Regions from separate parts of the Homo sapiens genome. Here region 2 is linked to region 1. A link is a loop called in an ENCODE intact Hi-C map of the cell type or tissue named here. Cell type or tissue: A673. All regions are shown on one strand. Each heading gives the region's core, and the rest is flanking DNA. Links, peaks and the distances in the headings are about the cores only.

Region 1 (4,392 bases), core at 108-4,107:
CTATATCTTGAGAATACTCAAGTAGCCCTAATGAGGGGCCCACATGGTAAGAACATGGGGCCTCTTCCTAACAGCCAGCAAAGAACTGAGCCCTTCTGCCAACAGCCATGCATCTTGGAAGTGGATCCTCCAGCCCCCGTCAAGCCTTCAGATGACTGCAGCCTGGCTGACATCTTGAATGTAACTTTATGGGAAACCTTGATCCAGAACCACCCAGTTAAGCTGATTTCCTGATACACAGAAACAATGGCTTAGAAACATTATTATCCCACAAAATGTGGAAGTAATTTATTATGCAACAATAGACAATTATTTACTATTCTAGTACCTGCCAATCCAACAGCTACCAACTGAAGGTACTTGTAACTCTGTGCCTGAGGGGTTTCTCTGGCTGCTGCTACCCTCTCATTCATCATGCTGGGGCAGGCTAGAAGTATCAGAGAGTCAGCATTCTCAGAAGTAGATTTCAGTCAATCACTCAGAGAGTTTGGCGGACAAACATTTTCACCTTCTTCCCCCTGAATGTAGAAAACTATCTTCCAGAGTCCTCCAACAGAAGTGAGGCCCAGGTGCTCGCAGATAAGTAATCTGCTCTCATTTCATGTTCATCTTACCTTTCCAGTCCCTTATCCATAACTACTGATATAATCTCCTGAACAAAGTACTGCTACTCAAATCCTTGCCTCAGGGTCGGCTTTTGGGGTAACCTTACCTAAGATATCATCAGATAATTAAGTTCCAGCCTTTCTATTAAAATGAAATAAAATTATGGGAGAAAAAAATATACAGTAAGAAATTAAGAAAAATTTTTTTCTTAATAAGACAAGATGGCTGGGCATGGTGGCTCACACCTGTAATCTGAGCACTTTGGGAGGCTGAAGTGGGTGGATCGCTTGAGGTCAGGAGTTCGAGATCAGCCTGGCCAACATGGTGAAACCCTGTCTCTACTAAAAATACAAAAATTAGTCAGGCGTGGTGGCGCATGTCTGTAGTCCCAGCTACTAGGGAGGCTGAGGCACCAGGAGGCAGAGGTTGAAGTGAGCCAAGATTGTGCTACTACACTCCAGCCTGGGCGACAGAGCAAGACTATGTCTCAAAAAAAGAGACAAGACTATTATCGATCACATAATATCTTCTAGTACAAATGTGTCCCCTCACCACCATGAAATCTACAGCTCATTGCTAAAGATTAAATGGAAAAAGAAAGAGGGCTGATGACACAGTATAGCAGAGATCTCTAGATTGGGGTGATGATCTTGAAGAAAGTGCTCTGGGTAAAACATTCTTTTGATAAACTTCTCCACCCTCCTCCATTCTATCTGGTTTGCGTGAGGATTGCCTATAACAAGATTTTCTGAATTGGAATTAAGAAAATATATTTCACTGGCTGCTCCAGGATTCACATATATGAATATGAATGTGGTAACTTTCCCAGTTTCACCAATAGAGAAATATGGGCCTTGATTTTTGCCTTAAGGAGAAAGATAGCCTGAGAGAACAAAGCTGAAACAAAGAGAGAAGCAGAGAAGGAAGGAGAAGAGTAAGGGTCAGCTAGCATTTCAACTCCTGGTTCCTGAAGCCAGTAATATATCTGGCTCTCTTACAGACAGTTTACATAAGCCAATAAATCCCTCTTTTGCTTCATCTTATTTTGGGCTGCAAATGAAAGAAACCCAAGACGTGAATACTAATTAATACATCTTACTTTAATAATCCCCAAATAATCAGACATTCCTCTTCTTGAACCTCCAGCTCCCAAACTGGTCTTAATCAGGCTAATTGAGCTTAATTTAAAGGTCAACTTTCACCTAAAAAGAAGATGCACTAAAAACTTATGGCAGATGCTTTGCACAGAGAATTTTTAAAACCTGTCATTTAACCCTCACGATTATCTTTCAATGATATTCCTGTATCATACATCAGGAAATCAAGGCTCAGAGAAGTTAGGAAAGATTTGCCAAAGGTTGTCTAACTGGTAGTGATAGAACTACAGATGGTCACAAAACACTAGGCTGGAAAAGGAGAAAGGCCCAGGCCTTCAGCTTCTCCCTGGTGTCATTTATCTCAAACCCTGACCCTTAAGACTGCAAGATCGTATTTAACACCTGTTGTTATTTTTTGCATTTATGTATTCCACAAGGGTAACCCTAAAATGAATCCACTTTGCACTCACAAAAAGAAGACATGACATGCAGCAGCCAGGGAGGTGTACCACTCGTATCCCCCTCCAAGAAAGTACTTGTCATTCCCCTGTAAAAAAATGCAGTTAGCTGACAGTTTCCAGCTTTTGAGCCAAGGCTATGCTTCCTGGGAAGCCCCAGCTGATGACTGAGCTCGGCAGGAGCCCTGCCATTTCCTGTGCACCATGGGACTTCTCTAATGAACTGTCTTTGCTCTGGGGCTCCCCACTGGGTTGGCCAAAATTTTGTCATATTTGCATGGCAGTCTGAAGCTCTTTTGCCTAGTCCTGCTTTTTTCCTTCTTTCTTCAGGAGTCGGATCAGTATCATAGTCTGGAAGCTGTGCCTGCCCAATCCTGCCTCCTCTCTGTTTTCCACACGGACATTTACCCCTCAATAAACTGCTTGCATTTTTGATTCCATCTCAGTTTCTGTTTCCTGGAGGACCCAACTGGCACACTAAACTGTGAGTGAACGAGCAAGAGAAGCAGAATTCAAGGGAAAATAGTTCTTTTGCAAGACATATTTTCCTATAGATAAGGCAGCTGTGGTAGACCTTTGTAATTCTAGTTCAGTAAAGCAGATTGTGCTGAATATGCCAAACGGCTTCTCTTAGCTGGAGGGAGTGCCTCCCTGAGACCTGTCAGGCAATAGTATTTATGCGACCATTTCTACTATCTTAGTGACCCAGTCCCTCTTTATGTGGATGATTGCTTTGCAGCCCTGCCATAGGTATTTACCATCAGGGCTATTATAGCCTACTGAGTCATCCAGGAGAGAAATCCAAGTTGATAATTAACATCCTGAGGAAGGTAATTGTGAAACACTTAAGCATGGGGCTATAACTTCTGGCTCAGTGTCAGTAAGGACAACCTGTAGGGCATATCATACTTAATGAGTCAGTAGCTACCTAAGATGATTATAAAAACCCAAAGCATATTATTTTTATTGCTGTGTGCAGGAGCTGCAGATTATGTCCTTTTGACCTATTTTGTGTTTTCATTCCCAGCTAAATAATAACCATTCGAGAGTGGAGGAGATGAATGATTCTTCTCATTATTAGGAAATGCTATATATCTGCAGTATGTTTTTCTAAATAGAAAACTTGTAGGGTAGGAGCTTTTCTCCTTTCCCTCATGAGTTAATGTTCTGTTTTAATTATGAACGTGATTCTCCTTCTTAGAGTTAGTGGAAAGTAGTAGACAAATGCACATCACAGTCCATAGACAGAGCATGCATTGATAACAAAAGGGTCAGAGGTTGGGTTTGACCTTGGAAAGAAAAGTTGGAGCAGCACCCTTCAAACAAAAGGGGCAACACATTCACGGACAAGGCAACTATTCAACCGAAGTTTTACAGTCTCCCTCAACTGTTCTGCTAGTTTCAATCACTGATGGTTTAAATGTAACCGTCCATTACTCCCAGAAGGATGTTATTTCATCTCTACTCATTTCTGATAGTTTCTTCTCCTTCTTGTCTATGCTGCAGTCTACATGCTCTATTTACCAGGTACACAAAGTAGATGACTTTTACCATAGTATAATGGTATCAGTTCAGGTCCTCTGGTAAGCAGACATCAAGGACAAGTTAGCAGTATAAGATGTGTATTGGGGAGTAATGCCTGTGAAAAATGACTGGAGAGAAAGCAGGAGTAGACATAGAAAGTCATAGAAAGATCATGATGCCAATCAGACTCGTGATTGAGTGTGGCTTTTGTTGCAGGAAAAAAAAATCAGACTCGTGAAAGGAAAGAAGGAAGAGGACAGAATCTGGCAGGCAGAACCTCAGAATGCAATGCAAATGTGGTTAACGCAATAGACAGCACAGAAACAAAGGGTGTCCAATAGCAGAGGCCCACACTGGGCAGAGAGGCTAGGCCCTAGTATATCCTCACCATGCTCAGTCTCAGTCATTGTGTCGGGGGCTGCCTGAGAAAAACATGGTCTTCGCTCAAACACTGCAGTGGATCCCAAAGGTGAAGCAGCTGGAGGCTGTCAGCTAGCTGTCCTTCTTGCCTTGCAGCTGATCAGCAAGTTCTTCATTGAAAGGAAATCCAAGAAGCACGCCTCCACAGCCACTAGGATAATCTAGTCTCTTGGGACTATGATACAAAAAGCGAAGGCTTATTTCTTGGTTATGTTACATGTTATTTGTGGATTAACTGTGGTTCTATTCTATTTTGTCCCAAGTTCAGGACCCAAGCTAAGAGAGGA
Region 2 (4,392 bases), core at 297-4,296, 94 kb before region 1:
GGGGCACAAAGAATTGGGTTTGTGTTAGGCAGCCAGTCTGAAAAGACTGGGGATTTGAGACACATAAGATATTAAGCAGCACTTTCTTTGTCCAAATGTACCAAGCTCTCAGGGAGTTTTATAAGAGGCCAACTCATGAAGTCTTTTGTTGTCTGGATCAGTGCTGGGAAACTCCCATCCCAGTATTGCCTGCCTGATGTCAGAGATTAGTGGATTTATAAATAAAGGCGACTCACATTCCATGAGAGACCAGAGACATCGTCTGCACACTCTCCTTAATTTCCTGTGGCAACAAAGGTCTTTGCTTTCTTAGTCTATTTCTGAGAGTGAATTTTTAGATCATAGGGGCTGCATCTTCTGTGCCCACTCCAGAAATGTCCCTTGCATCCCTGTAAAGATTTATTCTAAGCCTGGAAAGTTACCTTCTAGTCTCTCCATCAAAAGGCTTAAGTGAACATTGGAATATATACACTAATGAAGATCCCAATTGTCAATGACCAAAAGACAGATCCTTTGAAATAGAAAGACTACTATATTTGAAAAAATTTTGAGAGAGCTTTCATTCTAAAACATCAACCTTTATGGGAAGATCAGGTAGAATGAAGAACCCAGAAAATTATGGCTAGCCTTAGAAATTCCCTTAACAAAATTAAAGAGCAAAAAACAGACCTAGAACACAAATTGAAACTCGATCCCACTATAAATCCTCCTTCTCCACCCACTTACACCCTGCTTTATCCCCAGCTCCCTGTCCCTGACCCACCAGAGGATCTATTGGATCTCAGGGTCCCTGATTTGAACCCCCCTCCTCAACATCCAGCCCTATCTCCTCAGCCTCTCCCTCCTATTCTGTCTCCTCAACAAAATTATTTGACTCCTTCAACCTCCCCAGAAAGCCCCTTAGATATACAGCTGCCTTCTTTAACCTTCTTTTCCCAGGGTGATTTACAAAAAGCCCTCTTGATCTCAAAATCCAAGGCATACAGTCATTTGTGTAAAACTTAACAACCAAGAAGTAAAACTGGCACAGATTCCAAGAACATGCGGCAAGGCTCACTTTTTTTCTGTCCCTTACAACCTCTCCTATTTCCCAGGGCCTTGGAATCAGACTCCATCAGCTCCAAATCTTCCTACGCAATGTTCTCTGTGAATGTATCTTAGACCCCCTACTCAAAGAATTTTTGTTTCCTGGACAGCAACAGATCTTTTAAATTATAAAGCCATTTTGTCTCCACTTTCAGAAGATCCTACCAAGTTTAGAGAAGAATAGGAGAAATCAGTGGCCATCCGTAATCCCATTCATAGGAACCTTGACTGGCTGCTAAGAGGTGTACTTCCCTCTCATGATCATACTGCAGTTAATAACTGGCCAGACAGGCCAGACAGCCCTCTGGGGAAAACCCCCTCCACAGAGGGAACAGATGGCCGGAGCCCCTCCCTGGCCCTCCTGCCAATGAGGAGATAGCTCAGCTAAGATGCTGATATTCAGGGCCTGATAGGGACAATATTAGAGGCTTTCCCTCCTAAGATGAATTGGTCTAGGTCAAATTGTGTATCCAGGAAGAGAGTGAGCACCCCAAGGCATTTGTCGAGAAATTTATGCAAGGTTTTCAAAGGCATACGGCATTAGATCCAGTAGCTCCAGAGCATAGAAATCTTCGAATTTCTGCTCTGGTTGGGAATCTTCTTCCTGATATAAAAAGTCAATTCAAAAATAGTATAGTTGTTTCGGTTGGTCAGTCTCTAAGCATTATAATAGAAGCAGCTACTCAATTCTTTGAAAATAGCTTGCAAGAAAATAAGGGGAAAAAATAAAATCAACAGTTCTTGTCTTGGAGCTTGAATTCTTACAAAAACAAAGGCAAGCCTCTAAGAATGATTCAAAGTCCTCTCATACCTTTGGTCAGCTACAAGGCTTTTCTAGTTTGCCTTCAGAAATTTGCAGATCCTGCAAAAAGCTGGGGCATTGGAAAAACTGCTGTCCTATAAAAAGAAAGAAAGAGAGAGAGAGGGAAGGAAGGAAGGAGGGAAGGAGGGAAGGAGGGAAGGAAGGAAGGAGGGAAGGAAAGAAGGAAGGAAGGAGAGAGAGAGGAAGGAAGGAAGGAAGGAAGGAAGGAAGGAAGGAAGGAAGGAAGGAAGGAAGGAAGGAAGGAAGGAAGGAACTCTCCCTAAAACCCAGCACCCTCAGAAGGCTCATTTTTCCCCTCCTGTGGCACGATACCCCATTGATTGGTGGGGTCAGCCGATTCTCCCTTGCACTCCAAAGCCCACCATTCAACTTAAAGTAGAGGATCAGGAACTGGATTTAATTGACACTGATAGGACTTCCTCTACTATTTGCTCAGTGGAATTATCTCTGCTTGTTACCTCTGATTCTATTCAAGCTACTGGGGTCTCTGGGCAACCTATTTTACTGCCCATATCTCAGGACATTCAAACATCCTTAGGCCCTCTTAACACCCACCGTGCCTTTCTAGTTTCTGACTCCTCACCTGCAAATCTTTTAGGTAGAAATTTATTATGTAAGTTTAGTGCTATGATACAATATAATAAAAAAGGCATTTTTATTTCCCTACATTCAGAACAAACTTCAAGCTTCCTGCTCTCTCAGGGAAACTCTTCTTGATTTAAATTCCTCTAAAGAAGATGCAATCTTAAAAGATGTCCCAGCTAGTCCCTAGGCTTCACATGCAAATGAGATTGGACTGCTACTGAGTACAGAACCTGTATGCATTGCAGAGAAAAGGAACAAATATTTCCCATCAGTAGCTCAGTGTCCCCTCTCATGAGATGCAGAGCAAGGAATCAAACATATCATAGACTCCCTTTTGCAATAAGACATGCTTATTTTTACCACTTCACCCTGTAACACCCCAATCTTACCAGTAAAGAATGAAGGAAAATTTGATTCAGATGGAAATCAAATCTATTGATTGGTGCAAGATATAAGAGCCATAAGCACCTTTGTAATTCCCCACCACCTTGTAATCCCCAATTTGGCTGCTATCCCTACCTCAATTCCTGGTGATACAGCCTGGTTTACAGTAGTTGACCTCTGCTCAGCTTTCTTTTTGATTCCATTGCACCCTGACTCACAGTTTCTCTTTGCATTTAGAGGAAGACAATTAACATGGACTCTCATGCTTTAGGGATATTGTGAGTACCCTTCAATATTCTCTCCAATCCTTAAAACCACTTGGATTGTAGCCTCTACCCAACGCTCCACCTTGTGCTTTGTAACCAAACTAAAGAAGATACCCCTACAGACTCTCTCAGTCTACTAAAAGTACTCACTGAACCATGCCATAAAGCCTCCAGGTCTAAACTTCAGTTTGTGCAAACAACGGTTACTTTCTTAGGACATGAAAGATCTCAGGGCACTCAGAAGTTCACCCCAAAATGCATCCAGTCAATTTTGTTCATCCCTTTCCCCAAGACAAAAAAGCAGCTGTGTAAGTTTCTAGGGGCAGCTGGCTATTGTCAGCAATGGATTCCTAATTTTGAGGCTATTGCCAAACCACTCTATGCCCTCTTTCTAGATGCCACTCCAGAGGCCACTCTGTGGCCTTCAGAAAAATTAACTTCTTTCAAAGCCTTGAAATTAGCATTGTCCTACCCCCTGCTCTTGGCTTACCTAATTTTGATAAGCCTTTTCACCTCTATTGTCATGAAAATAGTGGGGTTGCTGCAAGTATTCTAAGGTAACCCTTTGCCTCTCAAATACAACCTGTAGCATATTTCTCATGCCAATGGGATCCTGTGGCAGCAGGCACGCCCCCATGCCTGCATGCAGTAGCAGCGGCTGCCGCCCTAATTACTAAAGTCAGCACCCATACATTAGGCTCCCCCATCCACCTCGATGTTTCTCATGCTGTGTCTGCTCTCTTCCAAGTTCTTAAGATGCAGCACCTCTCTACACATGGACAGAGCACCTAGGAGCAAGCCCTGTGAACCAATCTCTCCATCATCTTATGCCTTTGTGACATTAAATCCTGCTACACTCCTACCCCTCCCTGATGATGAAGAGCCTCATTCCATTCCACTTGATTGCCTAGCAGCTATAGAAATGGGTTCAAAGCCATGAGGGGATCTCTCAGACTCTCCTTTAGACAACCTAGCCTTGCTGCTATTTTGTAATGGCTCTTGCAAATTTAATTTTAAGGGAAACATAATAACTGGCTATGCCATAGTTTCCCCACATGAAACGCTTGAGGAATACTCTTTGCTGACTATAAAGTCAGCCCAGGCTGCTGAACTTATAGCTGTTATTAGAGTTTGCACATTGGCAAAAGGAAAAACTGCCACTATTTACACTGACTCCAATATGCTCTTGGAGTCTGTCATGCTGTTGGCACAATCTGGAAATCCCGTGGATTCTGAACCTCTGCTGGT

The links. A loop is a pair of places that touch in the nucleus more often than their neighbours do. Peaks named below come from ENCODE experiments on the same cell type or tissue, not always from the same donor. Only the 100,000 strongest peaks of a DNase experiment are listed, where the experiment ranks them.
Region 2: a loop joins it to region 1, with 7 times the contacts of the local background. A loop is called at or near these places in 1 of 110 quality-filtered maps.

What each region holds. Positions count from the first base shown.
Region 1 is chrX:43,549,437-43,553,828 of GRCh38, forward strand. No RefSeq gene overlaps it. Among named protein-coding and RNA genes, the nearest start is that of MAOA, 100 kb to the right of the region's middle. In A673, for the core only: no CTCF peak of the experiment used is centred there; a DNase peak (open chromatin) is centred at 2,355; H3K4me3 peaks cover 800 bases; H3K27ac peaks cover 2,897 bases.
Region 2 is chrX:43,454,856-43,459,247 of GRCh38, forward strand. No RefSeq gene overlaps it. Among named protein-coding and RNA genes, the nearest start is that of MAOA, 200 kb to the right of the region's middle. In A673, for the core only: no CTCF peak of the experiment used is centred there; a DNase peak (open chromatin) is centred at 2,246; H3K27ac peaks cover 3,076 bases.